2 separate regions of the Homo sapiens genome follow, and region 1 is linked to region 2. A link is a loop called in an ENCODE intact Hi-C map of the cell type or tissue named here. Cell type or tissue: GM12878. All regions are shown on one strand. Each heading gives the region's core, and the rest is flanking DNA. Links, peaks and the distances in the headings are about the cores only. Region 1 has its middle 75 kb from the start of PTCD2. Region 2 overlaps ZNF366 (zinc finger protein 366).

Evidence for each region. A loop is a pair of places that touch in the nucleus more often than their neighbours do. Peaks named below come from ENCODE experiments on the same cell type or tissue, not always from the same donor. Only the 100,000 strongest peaks of a DNase experiment are listed, where the experiment ranks them.
Region 1: it touches region 2 in a loop (2.1-fold over the local background); 10 of 110 quality-filtered maps call a loop at or near these places.

Annotation. Positions count from the first base shown.
Region 1 is chr5:72,387,538-72,403,283 of GRCh38, reverse strand. No RefSeq gene overlaps it. Among named protein-coding and RNA genes, the nearest start is that of PTCD2, 75 kb to the right of the region's middle. RefSeq lists a silencer at 8,398-8,447. In GM12878, for the core only: a CTCF peak has its summit at 8,403; no DNase peak of the experiment used is centred there.
Region 2 is chr5:72,458,432-72,474,177 of GRCh38, reverse strand. It overlaps ZNF366 (zinc finger protein 366), which reads left to right. Exons shown (of 5, transcript NM_152625.3): 2 at 12,668-14,013. The coding sequence starts at 12,682. Among named protein-coding and RNA genes, the nearest start is that of ZNF366, 41 kb to the left of the region's middle. RefSeq lists enhancers at 8,118-8,437, 8,808-8,867, 14,516-14,665. In GM12878, for the core only: no CTCF peak of the experiment used is centred there; DNase peaks (open chromatin) are centred at 7,807, 8,387 and 8,877; H3K4me3 peaks cover 2,646 bases; H3K27ac peaks cover 4,617 bases.

The DNA.
Region 1 (15,746 bases), core at 3,502-11,501, 71 kb after region 2:
TTTCAACTCTGAATGGCTGACCAAGTGCCAGTTGGCTTTCTGGAATGGAATATTTAGTGACCCTGCTGACAGACAAGCTTCCACCTTTTCCATTCCTTCTTTTATAGCTTGAGCCTTAATAAGGGAAGGATGCAGTTGTTCCTAAATGTGGCTCTGGAAAAATCTTAACCCAGGAAAGAACAAATATTAGTTTGGAGCTTTACAAGTGGGGATGGCCACCAGCCAACAAACTACCCGTTAGGTTATTTATACTGCAAAAGGAAATGATGTACTTGCAAGCTACTTCTTTTCAGCTCATGCCTAATCCAAAATATTGTTCCAGAAATCAAAACCTGGTGTTGAAATTAACAAAAAATATTTAGTGGACATCACATGGCTTCCTCTTATAAATTCACAATTCCATGTAGTTACCTATGACACATGCTCACGGTTTAAGTGGCCATTTTTAATCAAGACTGACTTGATTCTCTATCTGACCTTCCCATCCTAAAACCTTATTTGCTTCTTGGAAACTCCCTGTGAGCACATGTGTAAGGAATGCCCCTCAGGCTTCCATGGAGAATTTTTTTTTGTACTTATTTATTTTAAGTAAAAGATATTTGAGAGGAACATAACTTTGGACAAGGGCACTGAAACTAGCCAAGGGAGAAATTAATCCATAACTTGGTACAAACAGTTCAACAACTGGAAATAGGATTCTTATACTTAAGGACACTCAGGCCAACGGGTGTGGTAGCAAAATCATGTAAGCCAAAAATTTCCCCATGAGCTCTGGGAGGGAAATTCCACTTTCTCATCAAAGAAATGAAGCTTACCCCCTCTACTTCCAGCTGGAGACAAAGCATGATTTTTCTTGATGTTGGCATCCCAAGAATTCATCATAAGCCCCACTGGGAAAATGACACCTGAACTCAGAGTCAGATCTGGTGCTGTCGGCAAAGAGCTTGAATAGGTTTGCCTATACTAGACTGCAAAATACTTCAGGGCTCAAAACCACCTCTTCACCCTCCTTTTGCAGGTGAGCATGAGCCTGGATTGAAGTGGGTGGTAATGAACTCTTGAAGGAAGCAGTAACTGTGAAATAGATCATTTTCGCATTGTGGACATGCTGAATTTGTGGTGTTCACAGACCATGGTGAGATCAAATAAGAAACATTAGAATCAATTTCTCAACTCTAGCTGAAGATGCAAAGCAAGAGTTTATAAGCCTGGTGAGAGAATGAACACATTTTCTTTACATTATAAATTTCTCTAGTTGAGGGTGAAAGTTTTCAGGAGGAATACCAAGTAGTTCAGTCATTTGACATCTAAAGCAGAGCTTGTCTCCTGCATATGAACAAAACCACTCATCTTGAGCTATTTCCCTAAAGGTGGGCTACTTCTTAGCCAGCTGAGATACATCAGCTACTGAAATTCTCAATCAAGGAATCCAAGACAAGAAATGACTCAGGGTCCTTCTTTATTGGTGTCAGTCCAATTTTACTTAATGCTAGACCTGTACTAATTTGCACTATAGAATTCTTTTTAAAAAAATAATTTTTATTTTTGAGACAGGGTCTTGCTGTGTTGCCAAGGCTGGGATGTGGTGACACGATCTTTGCTCACGGTAACCTCCACCTACCAGGCTCAAATGATTCTCCCACATCAGCCTCCTGAGTAGCTGGGACTACAGGTGTATGCCACCATGCCTGGCTAGTTTTTTGTATTTTTTGTGGAGATGAGGTCTTGCCATGTTGCCCAGGCTGGTCTTGAATTCTTGGACTCAAGCAATTTGCCTGCCTTGGCCTCCCAAAGTGCTGGGACTACAGGCATGAGCCACCATGCCTGGTCTGCACTATAGATTTCTGAAATTAAACTCTAGAATTAAGCAAATCTGATGCATACCATGATGATGAAGACAAATACAGAAGACAATACAATTTCTGTGTAATTCAGAAATGTGAGTGATAGATTTATTTATTCACTCATTCATTTATTCAATAAATATCCAATAAGCTTCTGGTCAGGGGGTCACTGTACAACCCTAGGGCATACCATTCATAGATATCTCCATGCTGGGGAAACAAGGGATACTTCCTGTAACAGCCCAACAGGTTATCCTTGCCTGCTGCCCAGATAAAGCCAATTTGTCAAGACAGGGGAATTGCAATAGAGAAAGAGTTTAATTCGCACAGAGCTAGCTGACTGGGTGACAGGAGTTTTATTACTCAAATCAGTATCTCCAAAAATTCAGAGGCTAGGGTTTACAAGGATAATTTGGTGGGAAGGGGAATTGGTGCTGCTGATTGTTTGGGGATGCAATCATAAGAGTGTGAAAAACAGTCCTTGCACACTGAGTCCACTTCTGGATGGGGGCCATAGGACCAGTTGAGTCAAGAGCTGTGGGTCCGGGTGGGGACATTTGCAGAAATGCAAAAGCCTGAAAAGACATCTCAAAAGGCCAGTCTTAGATTCTATAATAGTGATGTTATCTGCAGGAATAACTGGGGGAAGGTGCAAACCTTGTGACCTCCAGAATAATGGCTGGTAATCATTTATGCCTACATTTTAGCAGATTTCAGGCTCTTCTCATCTTCCTAACCTGGTAGTCTTCCATTAGTTTTGCAAATGCAGTTTAGTTTGGGGAAGGGCAGTTATTATTTAAACTATAAACTACATTTCTCCCAAAGTTAGCTTGGGCCAAGCCCAGGAATGACTAAGGGCAGTTTGGAGGTTAAAGGCAAGATGGAGATTGGTTATATCAGATCTCTTTCACTGTCATACTTTTCTCACTGTTATAATTTTTGCAAGGTGGTTTCATCCCTGCCTTCAAGGGCCTCATGGTGCAGTGTGGGAAGGGACAAGCAGTCAGGCCATGCAATACAGAATGGAAGGACCCGAGATGGCATGGTTAATAACTGTGATCCTGGGATCTCACAGGTGGGACACTTATCTCAGCCTTAGGGGATCAACAGAAGCTACCTGGGAGAGGCTGTACCTGAGAAGACTCTGAGAGAACAGACAGGACCTAGTCAGGCTAAGAAGAGGGAGAACAGTCCAGGGCGAGGATTCAGCCTGTGTAAATTCAAGAAAAAGAGGGAGACAAGGTGGGATAGCTAGAGGAAGCCATTTTACACCAGCTCAGTAGACAGAGGAAAGGAGATTTGCCAAGAAAGAAGAGGAGAGAAGGGGAAGGGCGGGGTAGGAAGGAAAGGGGAGGGAAAGGAAGGAGAGAGCAAGGGGTCAGAGAAAAGGATTTAGCCAGAGCCCAAGGCTGCCCTGGTTCTCACCCTCCGCACAGCCTAGTGATCAGATTCCCCTGAGTTTTCAGCCTGTGAGTCCTTTTCCTGCATTAGCATGGGACCACACTGTTCCTTACAATCAAAAGAATCGTAATCCTAACAGGGGCTCTTGATATTCAACAGGCTGAAATGTAAGTAGGCCTTTTCATCTTTTAGCATGTAGTAAATAAGCATGTGGTTTTGAACAGAGTAATTCCAACTTTGCCATTTTGATAGTCTGAGTACAAACCACTCCTGAGGATTGGAGGTGCAAACAGCTTGTTTTGCCACATTATTTCCCATCGCTTTACATGAAGCGATGTAAATCCCTTTTGCTACTTTGCCTTACATCTGCCCACTTGAAAAAATTCTTGCTCTGAATTCCTCCCTTCTAAGTCTTTGCTGCTTAAGAGTTGAGCACCCAACCAGTATTTTCTCTAGTCATCTCATAGTTGTTATCCCATAGAGAAAATACTGGTTGTGGATTTTTCAACAGATTTTAACCAGATTTCAACTTAACAATGCAACATATTCTAGTGGGAAAAGTGCTACAAAATAAGTTTTAAAATGACAAAGCAAGCCTTATATTTTCCCAAATATCATTTCCTTTATCTTCATAATTCCTATACTTTAAAAATCAAAATATGAAAACCTAGTTCAGTGAATAATAACTGCCTAACAACAATAACAAAAATAGCTTAACCCCATTTTGAAGAATTCATTCTTTTCTCTCCATTTTAGCACTTCCTAGTCAATCATCATCTATTAATTTTTTTCACACCACATTCAGAAACCGATAACACAGTTAGTGAACGTAAACATCTGTAGTCTACCTCTTTTACAGTTTTGTTCCTCATTTTTCTTCCCACTTCCCCTTAAGGAGGATTTTTCTCTCTTTCCTAAATGGGCTCAAACTCCTAATTCATCCTTTAAAAGCTTTTGCAGGATCTTATTTTCTCATGTACAATGCCTTTAGGGCTTTAATCCCAACACAAAGATCTTCAAAAATACAGCGGCTATTTTTGAAAGGAAAAAAGAAATTCTAAGAAGTCTGGTTGCAATTGTTAGACCGTTCTGCAAACAGTTATAACCATAAAGTAAAACAGAATAAATTTCACAGATGGTACTACTTCGTAAACATCAATGGTTCTCATTTTCTTAGCCAGACCCTCTAAATATCATCATCTTCTTCAATTATTAAAAAAAAGACAATGTACCATTGGGGTCATTCATGTCCCTTTTCTCACATCATGCCTTCTATTGTCTGCTTAATCTTTTCTTATTACCAGTGGGTTTCAGTCCATCCCACCATTCCTTTGCCTTTACACTAAATGGGTCATGACTGAGGGCTTAACATTCAGCACCCAGCAATCAAGGCCACCTCTCTTCATTCCCACTGTCAGCCATGGGTGACACTTGTCACCCTCTGGCTGAAGCCCTCCCTTCACATTCCCATGGTGTGTGAACCACATTCTGTCTCTACTTCTCCCTGGAAGTTTCAATTCTTAAAACTTGGTAATACTGAATCTTTTCTTAGTTTCCTCCCAAGTTGAATTCCTCTCTTTGGGTACATTTTTCTCTCAGAATTTAAAAAAAAAAAAAAAGAAAGAAAAGAAAACAGAAAAAACTTGTCTCATTCTTTTTGCTACCCATTCTATAAGCATATTTCTAGCTTTAAATCCATTTTATGTAGGTATGATTCCCTTCTGCCAATTTAAAATGGGCAAGACTAAAGCTAATTCTTTTTCTCCAACCTTCTTTTTGTATCTGTGAGAGGAAGAAAAAAAAAGAAGTCGGGACCCCAGTTCACTATGCCAAAGGCAAAAAATTAAGCTGAAAGCTGAGTCATACAAGAAACTGCCTTTCCTTCTCTTCCTAAGCAGATAGCTATAGATAAAAGGTTCCATATCTCCACAGGTAGCTACTCTGCCTTCATCCTATCTTATGTAAGGTGCCGATTTTCTGAGCACCAGAGGAATACGTAGTTGACTGTTCCCCTACCTGCTCCTTTTCTCTTGCAACAGGTGGATTAGCATACCCTCCCTCTTTCCCCTCCAGCCTGCTTTTCCCCTTTAAATATCGAAGCCCTCAAATTCATCTTTGGAGAAAGGCACAGACCGCCGACAGTTTCTGTGATTATGGGTTTTTTTTTTTTCTTCTGGGCATGTCCTTAACCTTGGCAAAATAAACTTCTAAATTGATTGAGATCTGTCTCAGATACTTTTTGGTTACATATCTTAAAAACATCTGAAGAAAATTTGTCCTGTTTATTCAATTTTTTATAAAAATATGCTTAATCAGTGGTTATTTCTGAGGTGTGAGAATTAGGTGGTTTTAGATAAGAATTGACAGGGGAATGGCATGCTTTTGCACTTCATTTTATATCTGTTTTTCTATTACTTGAAGTTTTTATAACAATAACATTATTTTTACAATGAAAAATCTTTCTTTTTCTGCATTTGTTTACTTGAAACAGGGTATTACCCTGTCGCCCAGGCTGAAGAGCAGTAGCATGATCATGGCTCACTGGCAGCCTCAACTTCTCCAGGCTCAGGTGGTCCTCCCACCTCAGCTTCCAGGGTACCTGGGACTAGAGGCACATGCCACCACACCCAACTGATTTTTTTTTCTTTTTTGTAGCGACGAGGGTCTCACCATGTTGTCCAGGCTGGTCATGAACTCCTGAACTCAGCAGATCCAGCCATCTTGGCCTGCCAAAGTGCTAGGATTACAGGTGTGAGCCACCGTGCCCAGTCCTTTCTTTTCCTTAAAAACACCTTTAAGTTATTCAGAAGGAAAAAAAAATTCTACCTAATGCTTTTTAAAACTCCTCTAAGATTATGATTATTAAGCTTTTTATCACTAAATAATTACTCGTTGAAAAGAAGAGAGGAACAGAGCTAGTGGGAAACTAAAGCTGGGGAAGTTTCAGGGAATTGTACCAAGCTGGTGTCCCTTGACTTGTTTTCAAGCTGTGAATGTATAACCACATTCTGTGAGCATCATGCTTTGAAGGCTGAGTATGGAGAAAGTTTACGTTATTTTGAAATAAAAATATTTAAGTAACTTTGATGCCTCTTTAGGAGCTTCTGATTCAAAACAAAAATCTGACTCAGTTTTTTTCTCTATACAATTTGATATATTCAGGGTTTTTTCAAAATCAGCACATGTTGCTGTAGTAATTAAACACACAAATATACACACGCAAATAAATACATGGAGAAGTGGAGGAAAGAGAAAGTCTCAAAGGACATACTGTAAAGTGTCAGCTTTGGCTAATGGAATTATAAGTAGTTTTTACTTTGTAGAAATACTGTATAACTTGCTACTGTGTGGGCTTTTTGCAGTTAGTATGGATTACAGAGATATACAATAAAACTCTTACTATCTCACACACAAAAAGACCTGCAGGCAAAGAGCCCTGCATCCATAACACAAGGGGCTTTCTGACAGGGGTGTCATTGCCTAGAATCAGGGTTCATTTATCTATTTTCTCCTTCCTTCTTTCCCTTAAGTTTGGCCTTGAGGAGGCACAAATGTTATTTACAGAAATACACTTTCATACAAAAACACACCACACACACACATCCCAAACAAAACTCCCATTCTTATTCTTCTGAGGTTGATAAATGTGATCAGGGTTCTTTTCGAATGCCTAACACTAAGGTGTGGTGGTGTTCATCAGGGTCCCACAGGAAGCCAGAGAGCAAAAGCCCTGATTGTTGCAATCCATACAGGACAAGCCTCCCAGGGCCAAGAGCAGCGCAGTCACCAGTGGAGAGGAAGAACAGAAAAATACCCAGCACGAGTGTGAATGTTGAAGTTACTTTAGTAGTTTTTATACAACATCGTATTCAACTATTGAAGCATATATTTTAGAACTCAGTCACAGCCATTTTATATGCCACAAATAAGTTGGCTTGGTGGGTCTAAGCTGGGGGCTAACAACCAGATTTGCAAGCCCAGAGAATGAGGGGAAAACTTCCAATCCCTGAAAATATTCTTTTCCATGACAATCTATTTAATTGTAATATTTGTGGTTAACAGGATTTCTCCAAGCCCAGGTGTACAGGTCCAGATCTATTTGCAAATATCCAGGTCTTTCCAAATTTAATTGCTATGTCTAACATTGCGATCTGAAAGCTACCCACCCCCAGTGTCACATTCCAAATTATCAGCTTTTTCTGGATTCCTATTTAAACGAGATTCTATCTGCAGAATTAAAACTTGTCCTCAGCATTTTTCACATGTGAGTTTTTTGTTTGTTTGTTTGTTTGTTTTTGAGACAGAGGTTTGCTCTTTGTTGCCCAGGCTGGAACCTCCGCCTCCCAGGTTCAAGCGATTCTCCTGTCTCAGTCTCCTGAGTAGCTGGGATTGCAGGCCCACCACCACACTCAGATAATTTTTGTATTTTTAGTAGAGACGGGGTTTCACCATGTTGGCCAGGCCGGTCTCAAACTCCTGACCTCAGGTGATCCACCCGCCTTGGCCTCCCAAAGTGCTGGGATTACAGGCATGAGCCACCATGCCCAGCCCACATGTGAATTTTTAAGTACTGGTATGTGTCTTAAGGCAGGAATTCTTTATTTTATTTTCTTACTTCATTCAAAATACTTTCCCTCTTAAAGAAATTTTTTGGGCAACTCCGTCTTATCAACCACCTTAAAATTTCTTCTGGAAAAACTCTTTCTGGCGCGTAAAGTCTTACTTCTATGAAGAGTTCTTCCTTGCGGTAGAATCATAAACAAGAAATAGTCTCAGAGGTTATCTCAACCAATGTCTTCAATTGCCTGATAAGAAAAATTCCTCATGCTTTTTTCTTGTTTTAATGATAGTGCTTAGATTTCAACAAAACTCTTCTGCTCTCATTTGTTCTCTGGTATCATTTATCTTTCAATTATTGTTTAAGATCTCCCACACCATTAATAACTTAAGATAAAAACAGAAATCTACAGAGTTTCTTTCTCTCTGAGAGCTTTTCCTGTATTCCACTCTCCGTGTTAGATGACTGATGAGCCTGGGATTCTTCCTCTTAATGTCTGGTTAGGTTTTCAGAGGAAATGTTGACTTTTGCCACGAATGGTGGCAATCTCTAATCTTCTGGGACCTCATGCTAGCACACTCTTGCCCCACCTAGAGGTGCTTTGGCCCAGAGCTTTTCTGCATCTTTGTGGTAGAGACCTCTGGGTTCCTACAGTGCAGTGGGCACATTCACAAGCAACTCCCCCAACCTCACCCCCACCTGATTCTGCTATAAAGAGGAATTATTGTCTGCATGTTAAAGGGGAAGAAACAATGACTGTGAGATCAAGTGTACTGACAGAATTTCACTAGTTGAGGCTATAGCTGGGATATAAGCCTGGGTTTTCTGACTCCAATTTATCTACATCGCTATTTTCTTTACCTATTGCTAGGCTTTTTTCTCCTCTCTTTTACACTCTACTAACCAGCCCCATCCTGTGCCACCAGAAAAGAGGTGAGTGAATAACAGGGAAGAAAGCACTGCCATTCCATCCTTGGACCATCTGGAGTTAAGAACTCCCCTCCTTAAACAATTAAGTCCTCTGTTTTTTCACTTATTGTCCCCAGAAAGAATCAATAATGTTATGTTGTTTGTTTTTTGAGATGGGTCCAACTGTTCTTCGAGACGGGGTCCAACTATGTTGCCCAGGGTGGTCTTGAACTCCCGAGCTCAAGCAATAACAACGTTAAGTTTTAACCACTTCTTCCCTTCCTGCTCGTCTGGATTGCTAATAACTGTTAATATTAATTTAATGTTAGGTTTAATGCAACATTTATCTCAGAATAACTTTCTTGCTGCGTTTTAGGGGTTTTTTCTCCCCTTCATTCAAATCAAGGTCATTTTTCTCCAATCTCAAAGCAATGTTAGAGACTGTGCCTATATGAAACTCCCTTATCACTATTTTTCTTCAGTAGAATACTTTTGAGCTGCTTTAGGGATATAGCAAAACAGAAAGAGAAGAATATATGTTCCCATGCACCCATTTATGGTAGAACCATTATACAAAAAAAGTCAGTCACAACGAAAGCATAATCCATAAAATATGAATGTTGATAAATTGGACTTCATCACAATCAAAAACTTTTGTACTTCAAAAGACCCCACTAAGTCAACAAAAAGACAAGTCGCAGGCTAGAAGAAAGTACTTGCAAATCATGTATCTAACAAAGGACCTGAATTTAGAACATATAAAGAACTCTTATAACTCGATATACAAGAAAACAAACAACACAATTTAAAAATGGACTAAACAAATATTTCACCAAGAAGATATAGGATTGTTTAACAAGCATATGAAAAGATGTTGGATGTCATTGCTCACTAGAGAAATGCAAAGTAAAACCACAATGAGTTACTACTCGATACACTAGGGTGACTAAAATAGAAAAGATGGACAATAAAGAGTGTTGGAGAGAATATGAAGCAATTGGAAAATTGCTGATGGGGATGGAAAATGGTACAGCTACTTTGGAAAATAGTTTGGTAGTTTCTGAAAAAAATAAACATAAACTCACCATACAAACCAGTAATTCCACTCTGAAGTGTCTATCCAAGAGAAATAAAATCAAGTATCTATACAAAGACTTGTAGGCAAATGTTCATTGCATGATTATTCATAAAAGCCAAACTTTATGCTAACTGAAAGGAGCCAGATGTACACATGAATACATATTGTATCTCATTTATATGAAATCTATAGAGACAGAAATTAGATTAGTGGTTTCCTGGGGCTGAGGGTGGAGTAGAGATTCACTGCAAATGGGCATGAGGCAATTCTTTGAGGCAATGAAAAAGTTGTAAAACTGGGTGGTAGTGATGGTTGCATAATTCTGCAAAAATAATACAATTGAAAACTTGAAACAGACAAATTTTATGGTGTGGAAATTAATCTCAGTTAGACAATTTCCTTAATTCAACATTGCTAAGTGCTTATCTTTAGCTTTATTGATTGGCGTTTGAACCTATGAGCCCACCTTAATTTGCTAGGCATTTACTCATTTCTGGGCAAACTAGCATCAGAGGAGAGGGTCAAAACACAGTACATTATCACCTGGTGCTATTTACCCCTGCATGAAAACTGAGCAACTTATACTCCATACAGACTTTTAAAAGTGTATGTTGATTTCCTTTAGCAGTGTACCAAATTTTGACAATGTTAGTCAATGTCTTCAAACTCTAATATCAAATAAACAAATACATTTGAAATGCTAACTCTTAAACTTTACCAGACTGGTCTTCTTGCCACTAAGAGGGCATTAACCTACTCTGGTTTCATGCTGATAGAAGGTCAAGAATGTTTGCCATCTGCCCTAACTCCGTTCAAACATCATGTGGCCTGCCTTAGAGCTGTACTATTTTAGTAACAAGAATTATCCACCTGGGAAAGAGGCCAGAGTAGCTGAAGAAACCAAACCAGAAGCTAACAGACAGAATCCCCTTGTTTGGCTTTAAGTACTTGTAATGAAATTAAACTTTCTTGTCAGACTATTTACACAAATGCCAGTTCCACACAGGTTATAACTGGACTCTGTGCTGCACAGCTTAGGCAGTTTACTCATCACCTACCAAATATGCTCTGCCATGTTAAGGTAAGAAGTTATATAACCCTTTTCTTGGCAAACATTTTAAGCAACAACAAAATAGCCATGAGCAACAGAGGAAATTAGGCTGTGATTCATTAAACAACTCCAACTTAAATGCTATGGTTTGCATGGGCTCGAGTCCTCACAAATATGAATTCCCCCTAAGTCTTGAGAGGTCATTTGTGCATTTGGAAATGGAAAGAAATCTGATAATAGATGTCTCCAAAAGTGCACCCAGTCAGCTGGCTCTTCCATTTTCCTTTGTTTTCATGATGGGCCAACCTGATTCCAGTTGGCATGCTCTGCCAGGTATAGTCATTTCTAAGGGGCCTGGAGTCACTCTATCTCCTTTAGGATATCTGAGTGTCTCTAGTATAAAACAAGATATATTGATTTGGAAGGCTAATTTATAATCAGTATGCTGAACAAGAACAATTCTTAGGATGTAATCATCAAGCAATTTTGTCTTCTGCCCCCATTGACTCTAAATTAACTCTTCAGACTAGTTCTTCTCCAGCTCCTGGAAGAAGTCTCAAACAATCTCATGCTATTTCTGGTCACTCTCTGGGAATAAAATATAACAAGTTTTGATCTCAATTCAGTAAGCAAAAATATTTGGCTTTATATAATCATTGAAACTCTAAACTCGGTTTAAGGCTAAAACACTTTCTCCCTCCCATTTGCAAGTTACCAGCAGACAGAGGAAGCGACTTAGCTTCTCACAGTCTGCTTTTGCTATCTTTATAAAATAACATAGACTGGGGGGCTTAAACAACAGAAATATATTTCTCACAATTCTAGAGGCTGGGAGTCCAAGATCAAGATGCTGGCCAATTTGGATCCCGGTAAGGGCTCTCTTCCTGGCTTACAGATGGCCACCTTCTTTCTGTGTCCTCATATGGTAGAGACAGCAAGCAAGCTCTCTGCTGTCTTTTAAGTACACTAATCCTATTAGATAAGGGCTTATGATATCATTTAACCTTAATTATTTCCATAAAAGCCTTACCTTTTAGAGATAACTCATTAGGAGTTGAGGCTTCAACATATAAATTCGGGGGGACACAATTAAGTGCATAACACTCATTTCCCTCACCTTTCATCTCCTCCTTCATTCTCTCTTGCACCCATAGTATCTGACCTTTGAAGTATGGGGAAAGAGGAGATTAAAGAAGGCAGGACCATTGATACTGTCTGGAGCTGGTGTGAGCCTTCAGCATCCTCCCCAGGCCTGGCAGGCAATAAACCCAATTCCTTTTCTTAGGGGAAATGTTTGGAAATGCTGTACTCTCTTCCTGTTCCATGCCACACCTCTTTCCTCACTCCTAAGAATTTCATGGCTGACCTCCAGCCTCTTCCTGGTGAAGCCCCTTCTCCTCTTCAGACAACCCACATGGACAGACATGAATCAACTCCACATCAGCTCTCTTTGGAATGTGGGCCATCAAGTACATCAGAAACCTTCATGCTTCCTTTTACTTTCTTCCTCTTGAATCTGAAGCTCTAGAAGAACAGGCCAATCATGATGCAGTGCCAAATTGCTTTGCTCCTGTAGTCAGAGTGTCTCTCATTTTCACACTCCCCAGGCAGGAGTCAGAATACATCCCACCCTAATGCCCAAACTGCAGAGGACACACTTCTAGCTTTCTGAGTAGTGTCCCTGAAGCTCTTCTTTTTTGACCTGAGGGAAGGAGAGACTCATTCCACTAAAATCATCCCCCCAGTTCTCTCTTCTGTAACAGATGTGACGAATTGGTCCTCAGCACCAATTCCAACCTATTTTCTTGGGTGCTTTCCTTCATTGCAAAATTGAAAACAATTATTTTCAGATTATTTTGAATTTAGGATTCTAAATGCAAATAACGTTCTGCCAATTGAAGGTACTTGAGGCCAGGCATGGTGGCTCATGCCTGTAATCCCAGCACTTTGGGAGGCCGAGCGGGTGCATCACCTGAGGTCAGGAGTTCAAGATCAGCCTGGCCAACATGATGAAACTTCGTTCCTACTAAAAATACAAAAAATTAGCCGGACGTGGTGGCGGGCGCCTATAAGCCTAGCTACTCGGTAGGCTGAGGCAGGAGAATTGCTTGAACCCGGGAGGCAGAGGTTGCAGTGAGCCAGGATAGAACCACTGCACTCCAGCTTGGGCAACAAGAGTGAAACTCTGTCTCGAGGAAAAAAAAAAAAAAAAGGGTACTTGAACAAGATTTGAAAGGCAGACAGGGTTGGAGTTGGGGAAGTGGGTGGTCTTCCCACTGCATGCAACCCAGGGGAGAAGAGAGTATTTTTCCGCATCTATGATCCAGGGTCCAGCTTTTGTTCTACCTTCAAGTAGCAGCCCCGCTTCCTTTTAACTTCTCCCCACCTCAAACATCTCAGTCACCTAAACAAAATGGATTTCCACTCCCAAATCCTAGTAAGCCACAGATTTCAGGACCTTGAGAGAAAAAATACAGTTAAATGGAAGTCTTGAGTTTTCTTTTCCTTTACTGTGTTCAAACCAAATTACGCCATTTTGTATAATTATTTCATTACCTAGAGAACAGGCCCAAATTATGCCTCACAGACTATAGGTTTTGTAGACTGATTTTACCAAGTTATTTATTTCAAATCTGTTATAGTTGCTGCCAAGGAATTTTGATGTCATACGAAGTATACTGTGGAGAGGTTTTATACTTATGTCAATAAGTGAAGCCATTTCTCTGACGCTTTTTATTAATGGAGTTTCTATGAACTTGTTCCGTTTATAGCTGGCTATGGTGATGCATAAGCTATTAAAGCAGCAAGTCACACTAGCACGCTCACACACACACACGCACACACATCATCTTCATTCACTACATCCTCCCAAGGTAACCTGGGAGGGTTACCTATATCTTCCCAATATACCTTTAATAATACACACCTCCCACACAGACCCAATACTCCAGCCAATTTTAAGACAGTTGTACATAGACAGACCTGTTGCCCACATGGCAGCCTCTGCCAATCACGAAGAACAGGAGTTTGCTTGGCAGGAGAATCAGTCACCATCTCCGAGTTCCTATGCTTATGGCTGGTATGAGTGTTCTCTTCTGCTCAGATGTGAGGATTCAATGAAAAGTGCCTGTCAAATCTATGCATTTATGTGGAAATGAGACATTGTTCTGTAATGTCAGTGTGTGTTTTGAGGACGACATTGCCTGTAAGACACTCAATTCTCATTATTTTAAGAAAGCAGTGATCTAACTAGGAGATATTTTTATGTATGCATCTTTAGATTTACACCACCTTTCTTCCTGAGGCCCACGACCACCAGCCTTATAGAAGCCACCGTCATCTCTCACTGGACTACCGCTTTGTTTCCTAACTGGTCTTCCTGCTTCCATGTGAACCCCATTACAATGTTCTCCACATCAAATATTGAACAGTCACTTAAAAATGCAAATCAGTTCCAGTCCCGACCTGGTTTATGAACCCCTCAGTGGCTTTCCACTGCACTTTAAATAAAATAGAACTTGGCGCTGGGTGTTGTCCTCCCTGTACCCCAGCCAGCCCGGCTGAGCCACGCTTCTGAGACTGCGCCAAGTTCATCCTACGCAGCCTCTGCCTTGCTCTCCTCTGCCTGAGGCATCGCCTCTCCAGGTCCTCCCTAAACTGACTCCTTCTCTTTCTTCAATTCAGTCTCCTCAGCGGGGCCTCCCCTGACCAACTACCAAAGCTAACTTCTCCTTATTCTCCTTACAGCTTCCTATTCACTTTTCTTTTAACACATATTATCTATCTATAATTATGTGTTTATTGTCTACCTCCCCTACTTGACTGAAAATTACATATGGGTGTGGACCATTGCCACTTGTATCCCAAACACCTTGTTCAAGCATCCACTGATACCCCGAGAGGTCTGGGAGCCCAGGTTCCCAACTCCTACCATACCATCGGTGTGTTATCACCTGCAAAATTTTCTTTAACATTCTTGTTAACATCATCAACATAATTTTACTGAACAATTTGCCAATACCCTAAAATTTGTTAACTTTTCCAATAAAAATCTAATAAGAAAAGCTTTTAAGTCAGCAACAAGGAAGCCAGGATGTAGAAAACAGCCAGCTTTGACAGAAGAGTGTGGCTTAGGTGAGCATTTCATCAGTTTGAAGGTGCTATAGCCGATTTTTGTGGTAAGCTGAAGATCAGAGTGCAGTTCCACAGGACAGGATGCAAAAGCATGACTCTGCTGTCTCAACTCAGATGTTTTTACAATGACCTCATCATTTTATTTGAAACAATGAGAATTCCAGGATCATTGGAACATCCGTACTCAAAAATCATAAAGAAAATATGTTAACCTTTTCTTCAACTCTTCATGTCAATGTCTCCTTCCATTCGTATACATAACCAGTATGATTTATTGTAACACATAAATAAACTATTAAAATAACCAGTTTAAATTTTCTTAGTTTTTAACAATAAAATTATTTATACATTAGTGAAGATTTAGTCAAAGTCACAGCTAAAAATTATTGTGATTTTATGGAGACATATTTGAAATATAGAAAATTAGACATGAAGCTATTAAAAGACATATTTTACAATGGCTACATAGTTACACAGCTTTGGGGGAAAAACCAGATATGTTTATCACCAATAAAAAAAACAGAAGGCTAATTAAGACAAGAGCCTATTGTGAATCTCATTTAACTAATCAATTGAATTGACACGTTTATTGAGCTTCTACTATGACCTTAGGAAGTGTAAGACATGGTTCCAGCTCACAAGAAGCTTAAGTTCAGGGGGGAAAAGGGAGCACAGCGGCTATTATATTGTACATTTATTACATTAGTAAGTGTCTTCTTACATTTATGAGGTGCTTACCAGTTCCAAGTTCTCTGCTAAGACTTTTTGCAT
Region 2 (15,746 bases), core at 3,547-11,546:
GTTAAAGGTTCATCTCCAGTACCAACAAATGCTCTTTAAACAATGTGCAAATTCAACATAGTGCTCACAGCAATAAATAAGCCATAATGATAATGTTTGCTGCTGCAAATTTCTCCACATGGCAAATTAATTCATTCTGATTCTGAACTGGCAACCAATGGCAACATTAATTTGCCAGATGGAGATACAACCTAAATTCACATGTGCTCTTCAAGCCACAGACAAACCTCTTTTCAAAGGCAGATATAGCAATGCATAGTAAGAGGATCACAACCAAGCAAGGGATATCTACTGAGTATCTTCATGGTGACCAGTACAGTGCAAGGTGCAATGACAGAAGAGAGTATGAATCCTAGGCTGCAGGGAGCTTAAGCACTGGTTAAGCACTAAACCTAAACACAAAATAATCAGAGTGCAATATAGGGGGAAAACATACATTTAACCCGGGGATCAGTGGGTTTAATGTCATAGGATTTGAAACAAGAGACAGATAACTGAGTAGGGAGCAAAGGTTTCCGGGAAGAAGCTGAACTTAAGTTCAGCCGGGAAGAATGGAATGGGTCAATGAAAAGAACATTTCTGGATGGCCAATCAGTCTAAACAAAGGCAACGAGGAAGGAATTATTATGCCTCTTGTAGCTAATTGTGAAAGTCTGATCTGACTGCAGTTGACAGGATTTTAGAGAGAAGGGGAACAGAGTTGGACTTGATTATGGAGAACTTTGACAGTCAGGTAGAGGAATTGACATTTGATTTGCTCTATATATCAGATAAGGATTGTGTTTCGCTGCAAGCCACAGAACTCTGAATACATTTTCTTAACCAAGTAAAGGATTCATTTTCTCAAATAACAAGAAGACCAGCACCAAGTGGGTACAGGAGCTCCACACTGACAATCTCCCTCTACCTCTTGACCATACATGGTAGGAAGCATTGTTGCCTCATTGTTCCAATATGGCTGCTCCTCCTCCAGCCTCATATCCACATTCCAGGCAGTTTTATCTACTATTTATTGTAAAAGAACAGAACAAAATTCTCTTAAGACTAGCAAATTATAGCAATTTGAAAATCCATCACTTACAAATGTTAAGTACTGGTGATTGTATAAGATAGTGACAACGCAGAAAGGTTTAGGAAATGGTCCCTGGCTTCAAGGAGATCCCAGTGTTGTGGGAGGTTAGATTATGCAATACCCCATGAGGAAGCTCCCTCGAGGGTGTGGGCATAGTCTGTGGGAGTTGAGAGGAAGGGGGACTGATTCTGTCTGAGGGCTGGGGCATGATTTGCACTTTGATATTGTGTGGTTCTACAGTGGTACAAATAGGACTGGACTTTTCATTTACCCTGAAAGCAGCTTTTAAGCAACTCAACTACATTAGGGCCCCGGGGAAGGACTTTACATTGCCAAAATCTACAGGGCTCACCCTTGACACGCCAGAGTGCCCTCTCAGCACTGGGGAAGAAGCCAGGGAGAAACTCGGAGGGCTGGAATGGAGAAACTGGATTAATCATATTTGCAGTGTGTAATTCTGTAATTACTATGAATCTTTCTAACCGATTCTTCTTTATTTCAAGGTTAACTGCAGTTCATTTTTGGACTTATACTTACTGGCTTTCTTAATGCAGTTAATTGAAGGTCAGCCTAATTTTGCAAGTCCCCAAATTCTTCCTCTGTTCTACAGAACCCACTGGTAGGGAAGGCTGTGGCACTGGTTGGGAAAGGGGAAACTTTTTCTCTCATCCTTCACATCCAAAGATAGTCCTTCATCCTTTTCATGTTGTTTTAACTGACATTTTAATGATTAAATAAAAACACACAAAAAAAGAACATTTTGAAAGAAAATAGTTTCTGATGTTAGTCAAGGAAATGTAGTTCTGCTTTTTGTTCTCTCATGTTCAGTAAATCAACCAACCAGTTCAATATTCCTCTAGTAGCTCCTAAAATGTTTTGCACGACATCTGGTTGTCAGTTTCTTTCACTAGATGGTGAGTTCCTTGAACCTAGTTTTTGGTTTATAAGACATTGTCCTCCTGGCACCCAGCATAGTGCAGACACAGAAGAGACACTTGAAGCAGTTTGCTGAGTGAATACCTGCAGGGCAGTTCCTCACAGTCTGAGTTTTTACTGTGGCTTGTATTTATTTTCCTGATGATACAAGCCTAGGTCATAAAACTGTATGCCCAAAGAAAAAGCCTGGGTGAAGTCTGACAGGAGCATCCAAAGACCTTAGGCAGAGGCTAAGACTGGAGGATCACTTGAGGCCAGGAGTTCAAGACCAGCCTGGGCAACAAAGTGAGACCCCGTCTCTTAAAAAAAAATTTTTTTTAAGACCTTGGGCAGAAAAATCAAGGAGTCTATTAAAATGCCTCAAGAGAATTTTTCAGAGCTCAAAAGGAAGGGAATCCCAAGTCTAATTTTGTCTGAGTGTTTGCTGTTTGAAAGCCAATATGAATTTTTACATTTTTAATGCAAGTGTTTGAATAGCTAAGTCATCTACAGTGTATAGAAGTATAAGTTGCAAAAGTATACCATTAAAAGTTTCCTTTCCACCCAGGCACTGAACAGCTGCAGAGGCACCCACCCATAGACTATGATGGGAACGGCCCCTCCATAAATTGGTAACTCAGCTGCTTCACTCCCAAACCTTCCTCCTCCAGCCATACAGTCCTTTTCCCCAGAGACAGCAGATAATACCAGATTCTTCTATTTCCTTCTAGAGCTAGGCTATCTGTACATGTACACAAGGAGATAAGTGCATGTATTTTATCAGTATGTATATTTTATAAGAATGATTTTAGTGAGCAGAATCAATAGAAAAAAATCAATATGAAGCAGACGAATGAGAAGACTTGGAACAATAAAAATGTAAAGTGGGGAGAAAAGGTATCCAGATGCAGAGTGATCATTCATCAGAAGGCAGAAATATAGCAAGAAGTCTACTACATAAAATAAAAAGAAACAGTGAACAGTGGGGTCACAGACCCATCTGCCCATGAGGATGGGCTTTTCCACAAAGCGAATGAGCATTTGCATGGAGAGTCACGGGGAATCTGCAGCTATTGAGTCAGTGAGGGAAATCATGGTGGCCTGCTCCCCCAGGACACACTGTATTTGCAGGAATGTGGGTGTGTTTTACTCTGTGGTTGCATACTCACTGAGAGACTCATTGGCATTTGCCCACTGTCACCTTGGGCATTTTCAGAACCTTCCCACATTCCTTTATGTTATTTCAGTGAAACAGGACATTCTATCTTTCATATCAAAGGAACATGCCACTCATTGGCCAAGGAGCCTGAGCCAGGATGAAGCAGGGGCCATCCATTCTGAGGAGCACTACCCCAGTCCCTGCTATGCCATGGCTAAAGCACCTTCCTCATGGGAGATGTTCTTGGCAGTTAATTTACGCGAGGTTGGCTTGGGATAAACTGGGACAGGACAAGTCAACCAGTTAGTCCTGTCTTCCGGAAATGGAAAAATTTTGCTTGGGATCAGGGAGCAAGAGAAACCTAGGACACGGTTATTTGTCAAGTAAATTTCCAAGTAATGATTGGATTTGAACCATGTATGAGGCACCAGGCAAGTTTCTGACTTTCTAACCAAACTATGTTAGAAATATAGGACATCCACCCACACAGAAAGGTGACTGGCAGCACAGGACCCTGCCAATGAGTGGAACATCCAACAATTGTGATAGGCTTCAGAGAAGTGAGGGGTTCACTTCTGGCTCTTTTGGAAAGAAAGGTTTCACCTAGAAGTCTCCATAAAGACTCCACTGGGGAAGGTTCTCTCCTCCTCCTGCCCTGCAGAATCTTGCAGCAATATGGCGGATACAGCCAATGAAATGTCAAAGAAAGAAGGCAGTTGGCTGCTCAGGTAGGCTGCATGGGAGAGCAGCATCTGGTGGGGCCATGGCAACTTAGGATTTGGCCTGCAAGTGTGGAGATTATTATAATAAACAACTTCCATGTTGTCAGAGAACTCAGTTCATCAAGCTTAGGGGATATGATGCCCAAGAATGACCTATCAATACCAATCTTTGGATTTACAAGAGGTAGAAGTATATTTTCTAATGGCCAGAATGATCTTGTCCACTGATAGCAGACTACTTCATTATTATTATTATTTATTTTTTAAGTCGGGGTCTTGCTGTGTTGCCCAGGTTAGAATGCAGTGGCATGATCAGGGCTCACTGCAGCCTTGAAATCCCGAGCTCAAGCAATCTTCCCACCTCAGCGTCCTGAGTAGCTGGGAAGGCAGGCCCATACCACCATACCTGGCTAAGTTTTTTGTTGTTGTTATTGTTGCTGTTGTTGTTTGCAGAGACAGTGATCTCAAACTCCTGGCCTCAAGCAATCCTCTGGCCTCAGCCTCCCTAGTTGCTGGGATTACAGGCGTGAGCCACTGTGCCAGGCTCCAGATGATTTTGCATTTCAAGGAATGTTAGGGCAATTATAGAAGATTGTTCACTGAACATGCAATCAAGGCAAAAGACTACCTTGAAGGATAACTTAATGCATCATCCCTGCCCCCACAATATTCTTGCTGAATAGACTATACACACACAAAAATGCTGGTATCTACGATATTTAAAATCTCCCCTTTGGAAAGAGCAGGAATTAAGATCATTAAATTCTCATAACCCTGTTCCCCTCTGTATATATCATATGAATATCATTGGACACATTCCACAAATATGAATTGATTATTGGGTGGGGTCTGGTCACCTTGGCTATTGCTAGATGTTTTCTAAATATCCTCATATACACTTTTAATATCGACGTGCAGAATAGCATTTTTTGTATATTTCTTTTATATTTTTTAACATTTTTAATTTAAATTCAGTAAAATTCATTCCTTCGGTTCTTTAAATTTTGACAAATTACAGAGTTGTGTAATTACCACCACAAGCAAAATACAAAATATTTCTATCAACCTCTCCCCAGCTAATATTTCCTTGAGTTATGCTTTTAAAATAGGCTCCTTCCACAGATGGCTAACCTCATCAATTATGCATTGATTCTCAGCACTTTTGCTTGCAGATCATCGTATTTTCTGGTACTATCTACCAGACTGAATTCTGGAGCCCACCAGACTGAATATGCTGTCATTTCCAGAGGTGGACAAAATGAAGGTTTCTAACACACATATGTATTTTTTGTGTAGCTAAGAGTAAGTTTATCAAATTTATTTGATATATGAACATGAACAAACAACATATATTCTAAAGACATTCCCTCCAAAGAAAGTTGGAGAAAAATTCTAACATTCTAGTTAGAGCACCATCTATAAGAGATATACTAGCTCTGAGGGTTGGGGAAGAGAACTGCTAAGTCATATCTCCAATTCATTTCCTTCCTTTAAATGGGTCACGAGGACAGAGATAACCCCAACACACTAGCAGCTGTTCCAAGCTCAAATAATTATATTCACTCCTGCTTTCCAAAAACTAGGCCTAGGTATTCAGCACTTAAAAGAAAAACTTCTCTTTCCTAAATGAAACCCACATCCATTTTAACCTATGCAAGTTAGTAGCTGAATCTGTTGTTGATAATTTTTTTACTAAGGGCTTCTTATCAATATATACATTTAAGATACACAAATGGTAAATATGCATGTTCATTATGGACAATTTAAACAATACACAACTAAACTTGACTTTATATTATGTCTTGGTTGTATTTAGGAACTTTCAAAAATTGATTTTGTGAGTTCAATTGGCTGTTTCACGTGTGAACAAGTCTCATCACCAAATCGTATTTTCTGGCCACCTAGAGGACTTGGTCCACATCATGGGCTGACAGATTATTTTTATAACAAAATGGGAGGAATTGGGGTTTATAAATTAAATGGGGGCCAGAAGGGCATCTGGAAGGGTCCTGGGGCCTGGCCCAGTATCGGGTTACCTCTTTTTGGTTCTACCACTGACCCAGAGAGTGACGAGGCAGAACATTCACTTTTTTGACCACATATTGCTCCATTTGCCAGCTATCTTTTGAGACCGTTCTATTCCTGCCAATCGCAGGAATGCCAGACTGAGTCATCACTTGCCAAATATCTACAAATGAAGAACTCAGCAGTACAAGTTCATATATATTAAGACAATTATGTTGAAACGTTAGAACATTTCATTTTAAGACTTAAAAATCCCTCTTCAGAGGACCCTCACTAGGAGATCTTTTGTATGAACAGAGAAGATAACCGCCAGTTCATGTCTATCCTCCTCTGCCTTCCTGTAGTCCTCCCCACCCCCTACCCTTTGCTTCTCTTCACACTGCTATTTATTCTCACTATTTTCCTTGACTCTCACCTTTTCCCTGCTTCCACCTCTGTTGAGAACAGAGCTCTAGGGTACATCACATAAGTAAACTGCCACTCTCATATTACAAGGGAAGTCAGGGCCTCCAGGAGTAAAATGTAACATTTTCCAATGAAAATGGGAAAGCTTCAAGGAATAAAGAGTTCATTTTCTCTCTTTCGTGGAAGAGTGAATATTCTTTTGTGAATTTCAGGACCAACAGAAGTCAGTGTGGTGGAGGAGAGATAAAGAGATTTGCCCCTGGCATGCTGGCTCACTGTGACTCTTTCAAGAATATTTACTGGAATGACCTTTGATTTGAATGCGAACCACAAAATACCAGTAATTTTATCTGGGGAATATTTATATTTTGGTGCAGTAGGTGATTTCCCAATTAAAGACCATTATTAGCAGCATATTTCCCCCAAAACTAAATGTGGTTTTATCTTGGTCAGGCCTTGGATTTCTCTCATTGGTCCTTATGGGTCAAAGAGGAGGTTTTGGTTTTGGTTTTAAAATTCATTCATTCCCGATTTCCCTATTTCTATAACCAACTCTTATGGATAATAGCAGTTAAGGAAGCTATCTGAGCCCCAGATTCCTTTAACACAGATGAACCCAATATTTTCCTTTTCAAACTATTTGTTTCTTGATTTATAGCCTATTGGGTTTGGGTGATGCATTGTAGAAAGCCAGGGACCTTAGAAAAATGTCTGACCGTAACAATGAAAATGTATGATTATTCTAAAGTCTTCTCCCTCTTATTAGTACAAAGAATGGGTTGCAACTAATTTCCCAAACATTTTTTTAGGTGGAAGAGTGAAGGGTGACTACCCATTCTTGGTTTACATTTCCCTTTCTCAGTCCAGGAGTCTTTCTTTCTACCCATGACTGCCCTTCGGCCTTTTCAGGAATCTGTTTTCTGGCTGGGTTGCAGAACTTGGTGGCACTTTGATAATGGCTCTCCAGCATTAGTGTACCAGGCCTTAGGGCTTACCCTGAATCTGAGAGTTAGCTCAGAGAATAGTGCCCTTGGATGAGGAGGGTACGCAACAACTCACACAAAGCGTGTGTATCAAGTTCTTTTCATAACTACCTAATAACTTATAGATGTGCTGATGATTTCATTAGGGAAATATCGAAAGTCATCCACAGTCTAAATAACACAAGATAAAATTATACCTTTTAAAACTTCATGGGAGACTTTAAAAACAAGAACCACCCATTTCTTCTCTCATCCCAAAGCAGTTGATTGGGCATCTACTTTGAGCCAGGTTCCATCCCGGGAATTGAAGATGCAGCAGTGAATAAAACAGATCCAGTCCCTGTCTTCACAGTTTAGCAAGAATTGCAAGAGCTGGTTTGCTAGTGTTGACCCAGCACTATTCTAGTGTCTGAGACTTTGGGTTTGACAAACAGGTCCTCCTGTCCCTAGGAAGGTGACCTCTGATGTTAGATTCGGGGCAATGTTTCAGTTTCTCACACACTGGCTGAAATAGCTCATGAGATCAGCCTTTGCTTCAACTCCCCATTCATCAAAGCAGACTGTTATTAATATAAGCTTGAAAACATCTCCGTAATAGCAAAAACAGCCATAGAGAAGGGATGGGGAGGTATTCTTTAACTACATGGTTTATCGCCACATGGTATGAATAAACTCACCCTAGCCTTATCCATAGCCTTTTTGAGCGTGGTTCACCTTCGCTGCTGTGACAAGACCAACTCAGGATAAATGGGTAAAGTCGTGGTTAACTTGCAAGGCAGAGGCCCAGATGCCATGAGTCATGATCAAGAGCTTCAGCTTAGAAAACAGACATGATGTTAGACAGCATCAAACCACTGATCACAACCCAGTCCCCCTCTCCTGTCCACTCTTTCTCACTCCTTAAGGGCAGCATACTGTCTAGTGTTTAACATACTTTCTCATACACATTCTAAATTTCCAACAACCCTATGAGGATATCCTAACTCCCATTTCATGAATGAGAAAATCAAACCTCAAAAGTAACTTACTCACTCTCCCACAGCTGCTAGCACAAAGCCAACATTCAAACCTAGACTTTCAGGCTCCAAACCAACGCTCTTTCCATTATCCCACACGCAGCGGCTTTTACATTTTCAGTTCTTCTTTCTTTTTGCACGTTGTTTCAACTCTTTCTGGTGGGGAACTGTCTTACAACCTGCTGGTTTTCTCCAGGGTCTCTGGAGGCAGCCATGGATCAATGACTCAGAGGAGGGCTTGCCCCACCTCCTCATGTTTTGGGTCTCTTAACCAGATTGCCATCCCCAAGCCTCTCCTGCCTCCTGCATAAGAATCCTGTCAGTTTTATGGGTGCCTGTGGATCTACTTTAAGAAATAGAGCGGAGCATGTGGGTGGTACACATTGAGGTTTTCTATGAATCTATTAATATTTTTGCTGAGGACACCCAGAATTTTAACTTGACTGATTTCAAGATAAATTACCTCCTCAGGAAGACATCCTTCCCCTGCTTTTCCCTTCAACACTCCCCTTCCCCAGGATGGTTTGTTTGCTAGATTTTGTTGTTGTTGTTGTTTCACCACCTCGGGCTTCTCCTTATCACCTGGTGCTGGTGCTCAAAGGCAGAGATATTAATAGCTAGAAGCAGCCACAGCTGATCTCTCTTTCAAGCAGGCCAAGGGGAAATCAGATCTAGTTCTCCTTGACCTCTGTAGGGACCGGTGATGATCCTTAAGGTCTTTATGCAGAAAAACATCTGTATTCAGAAAGGGACTGCTGTTTTAAATGTCTGTAAAAATTTCCCTGGATAGATCCTACTTTTTTCTTTTTCTTTTTCTTTTTTTTAGACAGAGTCTTGCTCTGTCACCCAGACTAGAGTGCAGTGGTGCAATCTCGGCTCACTGCAACCTCCGACTCCTGGGTTCAAGCAATCGTCCTGCCTCAGCCTCCCAAGTAGCTGGGATTACAGGCACCCGCCACTACACCTGGCTAATTTTTGAATTTTTAATAGAGACGGGTTTCACCATCTTGGCCAGGCTGGTCTCAAACTCCTGACCTCATGATCCACCTGCCTCAGCCTCCCAAATTGCTGGGATTACAGGCATGAGCCATTGCGCCCAGCCGAGATCCTACTTTTTAAAAAACCTTCTGGGTTTCTGATTTTATTCTAGTGTGCACAGACTACTATTTTAAGGGTGGGAGAATCATTATACATACACACAGAAACTGGGGGAAATTAATATTATGACATTAAGATACGTAAAAAATTAAAATGTATGCACCTAAATTCTCTGCATTTGGGGACATAATTGTGCCATTTATGTTTAAAGAAATAGCCACATCATCTCTGTTCGACATTTTTTTTTTTGCTTTACTAGGACAATGGTGACAAAAATTCAAATGCTGAAAATAAATATGCTTTTGAGATTAACATTATATTAGGAGTATATTACAACTCCTAATGTATTAAAAGGAAACAATTAGTTGATTATGTCATAACTAAAAACAAAAATATTAAACAAAGGCAATAATAACGTGCATAGACTGAAATAACTTCCGTTTCACAATTAGTGATAACATTCCATTCCAAGTCGGTAGCTTTCCAGTATAAGCTACAGCACGTTGTATAAAGATACAACACGTCATTAGCCATGTACTTAAGAAGAAGTAACTTCTTAATAATAAAATACACAGGAAACTCAGTACGTTTTGGCCCAGGTTCTGACATGTTTCTTTTTCACTAATTCTCAACCCAAGCTCTCTAGCATGTACCAGGAATTATTGCCTCTTTTAATCAGAGGAAATTTTTAAAAAGAGAACCAGTTTGCTTCTCGATGGGCTCTGCAATGGTTTGCCATAGGTACTTGTAGTCTGGAAGAGACTTTTCCAATCTGAGCAGCCTTTCTACTAAAAGAAATTTATCTCTCAAGGGGTTATAAACCGACTGTGTTCCAAATGAAATAATAGGGAAAGGATCTTCCATTTTCCCCTCCAATTCAGCAGGACACGTTTAGTCTTGTTGAAAGTCAATTATTTTTATAGATGCAACAAATTCTTGGGCCAGGGCCACACCCTCTATAACTCTATGTGAATCTAGAGATCAGGACCTGCTGGATTGCAAGCTAAGAGATGATTTAGTAAACAAGAAAAACCATCAAATAACCTCTGTTTCCCCATCCTCCTGCTGGTCCTTTCTGATAGCGCAGCACGACTCTCATTTCACCCACCCACACCCCTCCGGGTCTCATAAAGCTAGACATTTCATTCTCCCACTGCCCTTGTCACTTCCTACAATTGCCTGGCCCCTGAGGCAGCAGTGGAAGAAGATCTAGCATTGCAATAAGAATTTTAGGAGGAAGCAAAGCTAAGACACAGGCTGGGCCTACCATTTGCTGGACATACAAGAGCTTGCTCATAATTACTAAGCCCCAAACCCACGGTAAGAAAGACAAGCCAGGGCTATCTTTCCACTCACATAAACACAAAGCAAATATTAAGCATTATTTTTTTAGTTATCTGTCCAGCTTTAAATAATGCCCAGATAGTTAAATAATAAGGCACATATTTTTTCCTCATTGGATTGTCTGTATATAGACTAGGTAACCAAACAAAAAAAGGCTCATTTTTGTTTTAATTGTACTGCAGCTCTCAAGCCTCCCAAAAAGACACACATGCCATTTAAGAATTTAAGAACAGCTGGATCATTGTAAAAGCTGTATCCGACTCGCCAAGGACCATAGAAAATCACTGAAAACTGTTGGCCCTCTCAGCCCTGGGACCTTCACCCCATATTGCCTTGTTTGTAGACAATCCCAAGGGCTAGAGCCCTGAGTTAGTCTAAGACTCTATGTCAGCCCTATCTCCAGTGGCCCTACATCAGACCTTACACCTGGCCAAGCCAGCTGGCTCCATGGGAGCATCTGATGAGCAAAAGGGATTGATCCCACTCAAACTCAGAGGACTTGGGTAGAACTGACCCTTACTGGAAATGTGGAGTTAGCACTTGGTTCATTCTGTCAGTATCCATATGAAGAAGACAGAAAACTGGCAAGGATGGGTGCAGTGGCTCACGCCTGTAATCCCACAACTGTGGGAGGCCGAGGCGGGTGGATCACTTGAGATCGGGAGTTCAAGACCAGCCTGGCCAACATGGTGAAACCCCGTCTCTACTAAAAACACAAAGATTAACAGGGCGTGGTGGCGCACACCTGTAATCTCAGCTACTCAGGAGGCTGAGGCACAAGGGTCACTTGAACCCAGGAGGCGGATATTGCAGTAAGCTAAGATTGTGCCACTGGACTGCACTTCAGCCTGGGCAACAGAGCCAGACTCCATCTCCAAAAAAAAAAAAAAAGAAAGAAAGAAAGAAAGAAAGAAAGAAAGAAAGAAAGAAAACTGGCAAGGAGACGTGAAAAACACTGCCCCTTGTTCAGACTCTAGTCCCACCACCAGCTCTTTCAGACATGCCTATGTCTCAGGACACAGTAACTGGCTGTGTCAGCAGGGGACATGTCAGGCACCACAGGAGTCACCAAGCCTGCCCCTTACTTTGACACCTGTCTGAAAGGAGAGACCCATGTGCGGCTTTATTTCACATAATAAAGGAATATTTCATTCCAGCTTGCTTCAGGTTTAAGAGTGGAATGTGTACATTGCCAGGATGACTTTATAACATTGAGCTACTCAATATGCTTTTTAAAATCATGTTTATGTCATTCACTCCCTATGCCTTAGTAGCACACCTTACTCAGAGTGGATACTCAGAAACGATTAGATCTGAGTTAAGCATTAACATCCCTTCTCCTATGAGGCTTTGAATATCCTCATTTTCCAGCAGCAAAGGCCCAAGCAAGGGAGTAGCAGTGAAAATTGGTTTCCTTACACAAAGAAAAGACCCTAAAAGTCACTTTCCAATCACCATTAGTAGATGTAATTACAACTCAGATTGAAAAGCTGCAGCAGAATGGGTCTAGTGCTCACTCCTTCAGTGAGTACCTATGTAACTTGAGAATGTCATTTCATTTATCTGGACTTTGGTACCCTGATCTTAAATGGGGACAATGGCCAGATGAGTTCTCAGGTTTCTTCCCAAACTAGTCCACTTCCCTTGCTACCATCACCCCTTGTGGTTTTGTGGCTGGATTTACACTGGAGCCCAATTTGATTCAGCCCTAGGGTCACCCCAAGAGGCCAGTGCTATCCATATTGATAACTGGGTTTGCAAGGAGAAAGAAAAGCGATATTTTGAACAGCCCTAGGATAAATGAGGGTCCATATTAAGCAAGTACTACTCTTCATAAATTAGTACTGATAAATAGCCATAATCCTTAAGGAAAAAGAGAATTTTAAACAAAACCAAACCAAAACACACAAGTTTCTTTCTCTTTAAAGGAAAATTGCCAAGGATGCAGAAGGAAATGAAGATGATCAAAGACGAGGATGTGCATTTCGACTTGGCTGTGAAGAAGACCCCCTCCTTTCCCCACTGCCTGCAGCCAGTGGCTTCTCGGGGAAAGGCTCCCCAAAGACACCCCTTCCCGGAAGCTCTCCGAGGGCCATTTTCCCAGTTTCGGTATGAACCTCCCCCAGGAGACCTAGATGGGTTCCCCGGGGTCTTCGAAGGAGCAGGGTCTAGGAAACGGAAGAGCATGCCCACAAAGATGCCCTATAACCACCCTGCAGAAGAAGTCACCCTCGCCCTCCACTCAGAGGAGAACAAAAACCACGGCCTTCCCAACCTCCCTTTGCTGTTCCCGCAGCCCCCGCGCCCCAAGTATGACTCTCAGATGATCGACCTGTGCAACGTGGGCTTCCAATTCTACCGCAGCCTGGAACACTTTGGGGGCAAGCCCGTCAAGCAGGAACCCATTAAGCCCAGCGCCGTGTGGCCCCAGCCAACGCCCACTCCATTCCTGCCCACGCCCTACCCCTACTACCCCAAAGTCCACCCGGGCCTCATGTTCCCCTTCTTCGTGCCCTCGTCCTCGCCCTTCCCCTTCAGCCGGCACACCTTCCTGCCCAAGCAGCCCCCGGAACCTCTGCTGCCCCGGAAAGCCGAGCCCCAGGAGAGCGAGGAGACCAAGCAGAAGGTGGAGAGGGTGGACGTGAACGTGCAGATCGATGACAGCTACTACGTGGACGTGGGCGGCTCGCAGAAGCGCTGGCAGTGCCCCACCTGCGAGAAGTCCTACACCTCCAAGTACAACCTGGTCACCCACATCCTGGGCCACAGTGGGATCAAGCCGCACGCGTGCACGCACTGCGGGAAGCTCTTCAAGCAGCTCAGCCACCTGCATACCCACATGCTGACCCACCAGGGCACGCGGCCCCACAAGTGCCAGGTGTGCCACAAGGCCTTCACCCAGACCAGCCACCTGAAGCGCCACATGATGCAGCACAGCGAGGTGAAGCCGCACAACTGCCGCGTGTGCGGCCGCGGCTTTGCCTACCCCAGCGAGCTCAAGGCCCACGAAGCCAAGCACGCCAGTGGGCGCGAGAACATCTGTGTGGAGTGCGGCCTCGACTTCCCCACCTTGGCCCAGCTGAAGAGACACCTCACCACGCACCGGGGCCCCATCCAGTACAACTGCTCCGAGTGCGACAAGACCTTCCAGTACCCGAGCCAGCTGCAGAACCACATGATGAAGCACAAGGACATCCGGCCCTACATCTGCTCAGAGTGTGGCATGGAGTTTGTGCAGCCGCACCACCTCAAGCAGCACTCCCTCACCCACAAGGTACTGCGGGGCCTCTGGTGGGGCGGACGGGGCCTTGGGAAGAGGAGCGGGGCCCTGAGCAGAGCACTGGGGAGCAGGACGCCTGTGCCGCTCTGCACCTTACCCCGAGGAGGTGGGCAACCCCGGACAAGCGGTCCCTTGGCCGAGCCCTGAGGTCCTTCCTCACGTTTAAATAAGAGAGAACGATTCTCGACCAAGCCCTTTGCCCCAGCAGCCTTCTAGACTCTAAGGTAGGCCTAGAAATAAATAATGCAGACATTTGCAGAGGAGATGAGGAAGGATGCTCCCTAGCCTCCAAGAATCTTGCAGATTCGGTTTCTAGAAACTTCATCCAAGGCACTAGCATGAGTAAGTCATCAGACCCTAGATCAGCTCTGTGCCTGGGATGTGCCAGGGAGCACCTTCTGGATAATTCTCTTCGTCTTGTACTGTTGAAGCAGTGGAAAACTTTTTGGATTGTTTTCTCCCTCAACTGTGAGACCTGCTTCATATGCAAGTTCTCCAAGGGAAGCAGAGCTTGGCTGAGGCCGGCAGGGCCTATACCTCCCTGCGTTGGACCCGTGCCTAGCTGGGTGAAGTGCCCTGTGGTTTACATTGTAGGAGGCATGAGAAAGCATCCTTCTCTGTTTGGTTTTGTTTGATCTTCTCTGTGCTCAGGTCTTCAAGGGGAAATACAGGCCCAAGAGTCTGAGTTCAGCCCAGTTTGCAACCATAGCCCTGGAGTCATTCAGGCTGAACTAAAACAAGGCCCTAGTGGTGTTCCTGAAATCTTACCCCAGCTAAAGTATGGAACCTGCTCTGAGCCTCCGAGAGGGAGTTTTGCCCCCACTGACTCCCACTCTCACACCCTTAACCTCAAGTGGTTTTCTTGGCAGGAAAGACTTCTAGCAAGCCAGAGTTTCTAAAGCATTCTTTAATTCTGAAAGGTCAGGAGAGGACTTTGCCCAGCCAAGATAATGTTTCTGCTGTGCTATAATACGTTTCACTTCTTAGGTTAGGACAAAACACAGGGTATTTTCTGGCTCTGCCACAGAGATGAAATGTGTGGCTGCCTTGTGGGCTCTGCACAAACAGCTCCTGCCCTACAAAAGGTACCTGTAGATACTATCCAGAGGGGAGTCGCCTGCCAAGTGCAGGAACCATCAACAAAGGACCCAGACTGGGATTCAGCCGTAAAGGGGACCATTCGCTAACTTCAGGGGCTCCTTTATATGTGGGAAAGGAATCAAAAGTGCATTTTAGAGCATATGAAGATCCTGTAAGATGGTAGAAAATGAAGTCAAAATGGGAGAAACAGCCTGGTGTCTGAAATAAGTTTCATTTGAATTTTAATTAAAACAAAATACACTTTAATGAGAGGTGTCAGCAAACAGTGAGAGGTAGTATTTGTTGAACACTTGCTATATGACAGGTGTTTCACTCTTCATTTAATCCTCATTTACTTCTCAACAACTCTAAGAGCTACTCCCGATCTGCAGTTGAAGACACTGAGGCATGGGAGGTCACTCAGGAATCTCTGACACAGGCACCTGTGCCTTGGCCACTCTACAGTGAACACTTCCTCTTTTCCACCTGCTTCCCTGTTCGCACCCCTGACCACCTGACAGGCTCCGACTCTGTGATTCCACTGATCCTATCAGAGAGACAACAGCTTCCTTTGTTGCCTTAAAGTTGTGTCCAGGCTCCTGCTCATTTGCATTCTAGGCCAGCCCACAGGTGAATCTTACTTTGGA